Linked DNA regions of Homo sapiens: region 2 is linked to region 1. A link is an interaction called in ENCODE POLR2A ChIA-PET data of the cell type or tissue named here. Cell type or tissue: HepG2. All regions are shown on one strand.

What was found. Peaks named below come from ENCODE experiments on the same cell type or tissue, not always from the same donor. Only the 100,000 strongest peaks of a DNase experiment are listed, where the experiment ranks them.
Region 2: POLR2A ChIA-PET joins it to region 1 with 11 read pairs; 1 of 35 experiments calls an interaction of 5 or more read pairs at or near these places.

What each region holds. Positions count from the first base shown.
Region 1 is chr1:47,784,638-47,787,137 of GRCh38, forward strand. The region is part of intron 4 of TRABD2B (TraB domain containing 2B); the gene reads right to left. Among named protein-coding and RNA genes, the nearest start is that of LINC01738, 97 kb to the left of the region's middle. RefSeq lists an enhancer at 1,282-1,782. In HepG2, a CTCF peak has its summit at 1,096 (motif pointing right); a DNase peak (open chromatin) is centred at 1,094.
Region 2 is chr1:47,917,193-47,919,692 of GRCh38, forward strand. All of the region lies in intron 2 of TRABD2B (TraB domain containing 2B), which reads right to left. Among named protein-coding and RNA genes, the nearest start is that of TRABD2B, 79 kb to the right of the region's middle. In HepG2, a CTCF peak has its summit at 2,449; DNase peaks (open chromatin) are centred at 1,179, 1,499 and 2,399; H3K4me3 peaks cover 832 bases.

The sequences.
Region 1 (2,500 bases):
GGATATCAAGCTATGGCGGTGTTTTTTTTCCTGAGGAAGTATGACAGGAGGGCTGGATGGGAGGGCCAGTGGAGGATGGACAACTGGTCTCTCAAAGAGTGTCTGGAGGGACACTGGCAGAGCCGAGCTTCCTTTCTCCTGCTTTGCAGGCCGCCCAGGGAAGGGCTAGGGACCTTTCAGTTCAGTGGGGCCTGAGATGACACCACCTCTGTACCCAACCTTGTGCCAGGAGCTGACACACAGTCCCCTCCCCTGAGGAGGTCACGGTATGGAGAGGGGGAGATGGGCAGGCAAACACTCACAGGACAGCATGAGCCATGCAGTGCCAGGGGCCATGGGGTTGAAGTGGAAGGAGAGGGACCCAGACTAAGGAGATGAGTGAGGAGTGAGAGGAAGAGAGGAGAAAGGGCATTCCTGGTAGAGCACAGCAGGATCAAATGCACGGAGGGGAGAGGTGGTGTGGCACGTGCTGGCCAACAGCAGTTCTGGGTTGCAGTAACATAAAGTGAAAGGAGAGGTGGCAATAGTGAGGGTTGGAACACGAGGGTGTCCCTCCTCCATGACATTCTGATTGCTGCAGGACATGGTGAAGGGGACAGATTCAAGCTGGGACCAAAAAACACTCTCCCAGGCAACTGTCCAGCTGTAAGGAAGTGAGTGCTCCACCCTGGGAGGTGTGTAAGCTGAGGGTCGAAGAGCACTTGTCAGGCCTGTGAGGGGTATTCAGACATCCTATGGGGAACTGCTGTGTCTGGGTGGAACCAGAGATTCTGCCTGCTTTAGCAGCCTTTACCAGCTGCTCCTCTTTGGAGGCTGTTAGAACGCAGGACGTCAGAAATGAAAGTGCCCCAGGTCTTCAGCTGGACAGCTCAGCTCTGCCATGAACAGCGCAAAGATGGTTACAAATTCCGAGAGGAGCAACCCTGCTGAGGCTAACAGAACTTGCCCTGTGTCACGCTGGCAGAAAGGGGCAGAGCTGGGCTCAAGCCCAGGCATGGCACGGGGTGCATCCATGTCAAGGCCCAGATCCAGGCAATGGCCATGCAGGCTGATTCCAGGTCAGCACAGGACAGAGCCTGTGATGGGTTCTGTGAACTGCAGGAGGCAGTGCTCAGCCAGGGATCTCCATGGCCATGTCAGTCACTCTTTACAACATCCAGAGGCTCCTTTTTTAGAATCACAACACCCCAGGACTCCTGGGAGCTCCCTGTTGGCAGGGACAGGGCCCCACGCCTCCTGAGCCTCAGTGCTACTTGGAGCTGAATTTGGCTCTTGGGGTTTTGCCACAGCGTCCCAGTTGCATCCTCAGAGGCCACCAAGCACTTCTGCCCCTCGACCCCAGTGGCTCTACTGTCTCCTGTGTGGGAGTCCTGTTCTTAGAGGACTTCGAGCTCTGAGGGGCCAGGGACCCTGAAATAATGGTGGCAACACAAGAGCTCACATTTACGGAATGACTGTGCAAGGCCAGGCCCTGAGTGCTAGTGAGCTGGATCTCAGGCTCATCTGCAGAGTGGGAGGCCGCAGGCTGAGAGAAGTGAAGCAACTGATCTGCCCAAGGCGACTTCTGATCAGGAGAACGCAGGGTTTCTAACTCACACAGTCTGGGTCCAAGCCCATGCTTTTAATCTACACTTTCTTCTCTTCTTGCCTTTCTCACACTGTCCAGGAAGAATGTTGAGCTCCCTGCCAGATTTGTACATTCTCCTTCACTGATGGAGCAGCCCTGGGATCTGTCCTGGGGTGTGGGCACTCTGTTCTTCTAGACTCTCCTCTGTTTCGGAGGGTGAGGGCTGGCTCCAGCTAGGGACAAGCCAGGAGGGGATGTTCCTCTGGCTGGCTGGATGTTCTGGCCTGAAGCAGCAACGGCGACTCTGGCCAAGGATTGCAGCCCTTCACAGGAATGCCAGTTGCCAGATGCATGCGTGGTGGGGTGGCAGGACCCTTTGAAGCACCGTTGGAAATTCTGAAACACTTCAGATGCTGTGGCCTCAAGCTCCAGCTTGGGGAGGGTGGCAGACCAGGGCGCTTGCCAGTGAGAGAGGATAGCAGCTGTTATTTTTGTTTGTTCATTTGTTTTGTTTTTTTTTAGAGATGAGGGTCTCACTCTGTCACCCAGGCTGGAGTGCAGCCTTGGCTCACTGCAGCCTTGACATCTGGGCTCAAGCAACCCTTCCACCTTAGCCTCTTGAGTATCTGGGACTATAGGCATGCATCACCATGACTATGACTGGCAAATTTTTTTATTTTTGTAGAAATGGGGTCTTGGGATATTGCCCAGGCTGGTCTCAAACTCCTGGCTTCAGGTGATTCTCCTGCCTCAGCCTCCCAAAGTGCTGGGACTACAAATGTGAGCCACTGTGACTGGCCTGCCTCTTGTTTCCAAGGTGAAAAAGGCCCTATATGGACGATGGCCGCTCTTCTGTGCCCAGCTATGAGCTCTGAAGGGCTGCCATTCTGACGCCACCAAGTGAAGAACCATGATGGGGAAGGAGGTTGGTGT
Region 2 (2,500 bases), 130 kb after region 1:
GCCCTGGGCAGGCAGTCCAGATAGGCCAGGAACCCCGGAAACCCTTAGAAAGTGAGTCTGAAATGCTGGGTGCTGAAGTCCAGGATGCTCCACTGAGATTCTAGCCTATCTTTCCTGCCACAGTGAATATCCATTCCCTCATATCTGCGGATGGGTGGGCGTCAGGCAGCAGGCTGAGAGGCTATTACCTCTGTCACTCATGGGACACTCCTCCCAAGTTCTAATGGGCTAGAAACCAGAGTTCTTGGCCAGGTGCAGTGGCTCACGCCTGTAATCCCAACACTCTGAGAGGCCAAGGTGGGAGGATTGCTTGAGCCCAGGAGTTTGAGACTAGCCTGGGCAATATAGTAAGGCCTTGTGTCTATAAAAAATAAAATAAAAAAAAAAAGCCAAGCATGGTGGCATGTGCCATGTGCCTGTGGTCCCAGCTACTTGGGAGGCTGAGGTGGGAGGATCCCTTGAGTCCAGGAGTTTGAGGCTGTAGTGAGCTATGATTGCACCACTGCACTTCAGCATAGGTGACAGAGTGAGACACTGTCTCAAAAAAGAAAAGAAAAAAAAAAGAGCAAGAGAAACTAGTGTTCTCACCTCCCTCTTGTCTTTTCCTGAACAAATACTCCCGGATTCTTTATGATCTATGACATGCATGTTGGCCCGCAGGCGTGTGCTGCTGGGGAAGGGCTTTAGACTCAGGTTGGCTGGGTTTGGTTGGTTGTTTTCATGAAGAAGTGCTCTTTCCCATTACAAAGCCTCTTAACATGTGCTGTCCTGTCTCATTCTTGCAACAGTTATTATTCCCATTTTGCATTTGGAAGAGCTGAAGGTCAGAATAAAGTAATCTAGCAGTCAGAGGTGCTACCTGGATTTAGAAAAGAAAGCCTCCTATGTACTCTGCTTTTAAGGCCCAGTCAGAACATCACCTTCACTCTACAGCCTGCTGTGGTTCCTTGAAGTGCCCTGAGTGGACCTGAGACCCTGGCAGTACCACACTGCATGGAAGGCAAGGGTTCACCTGTCTGTCTCCGTGGCTGGGCTGTGAATGCTTTATGTGTCTGCATAGCCAGCTCCTTTCTGGCAGTCCTGCACATGGCAACTGTGCTACAACTGTGTAGCAAGTAGATGAATAGGAAAACATTAGCCACCATATTTGGAGAACAGACTGTCTGTCAACAATGGTGACACAGAGAATGTGACCCACCCTCCGAGTTACATGCTATTAGCCACATTTTACAGAGAAGAGAACAGGCTCAGAGGGACCTGTCCAAGATCACATAGCTAGTACGCAGCACGGCAGAATCTGAATCCATGTCTATCTGATTCCAAACACAGTGGCCTTCACTGCTCTCCTGCCCATAAAGAAATTCTTGTTGAGTTTATGAATACCCCCTCCCTCCTTCTCTTCCTTTCCTCCAACTCAGGCAAGCAGGGGTAGAGGAGACCACGTGGAACTGTGCACCCAGATAATAATCAGGAAGCCTGGCCATAAGCCAAGACGGGGACGGAAAGAAAGGACTCCAAGCTCTTCCTGCCCAGCCAGACTCATACCATTCTATGCCTCCATGCAGACTGGGGAAAATCAGCGACCAAGGTCCAGAGTCAGGGCTAGAGGTAAACATATCCAAGAACTCGATCTGAGCCACAGTCTGGGCTGTGGTTCCTTCTGCCTAGGCTGACCAAAAGCCAAGGGATTTGGGAAGCTCAGCTCTAAGTGGCCCCAGAAAACCACATCAGGAGCTAACAGATGTTCCTTCCTCCTCTCTCACCTGGACAATCCTTGCTCATTCTTACAGGCCCTGTTGGGATGTCACTCCTCTGAGGTGTCTCCTTGGAGCTTAGTCACTCCCTCTTGGGCTCCCGCGGTCCGCCAAGCTGCCTACTGTACAATCATTGTGTGTTGTGGTCATCTGCTTTATTATAGGTCTCCCCAGTTCGTGCAGGCAGAGTGCTCTGTGCTTGTTAAATGAGTAAAGGAATAAATGGGTCAGTGAATAAGTGAATGAATAGACAATTATCTGAACAAATGAAAAGGGAAGTAAATAAATGTACAGATGGGAAAATAAAAGAGAGTGAATGGAGTAAGTGGTGGCTGGCTGGGCCAGTGAATGAACTGCATGCGCTCAGCCCTCCCCATGGTGAGCTATCCAAGGAGACTGAAACATCTCTTAGCCATAGAGGGCTCCAGAAATCTAAGGGGAGCCAAACAGCAAAGTCTATCTTAAAAGCTGCCTGGAGCTGTAGTACTATCCCTGTTGGGGGTAACAGGAAGCAGAGAGGAGCTTCCTGCCTTCAAATCTCTCCAAGGGAAGCTGGAAAAAGCAGCTCCGCTGCTGGTTGGGTTCCACCTTATCTGCTGGCTGACTGTGGGGAAATCAGCACCTCTTTATGGACTTTGGTCTCCCCATCTGTAAAATGAGAGGATTGGACTGGACTAGACAGTTTGTGAGGACCATCTAGTGGAGCAATGCACAGGGCAAGAGTTCTAAGGAGGACATCACTCAAG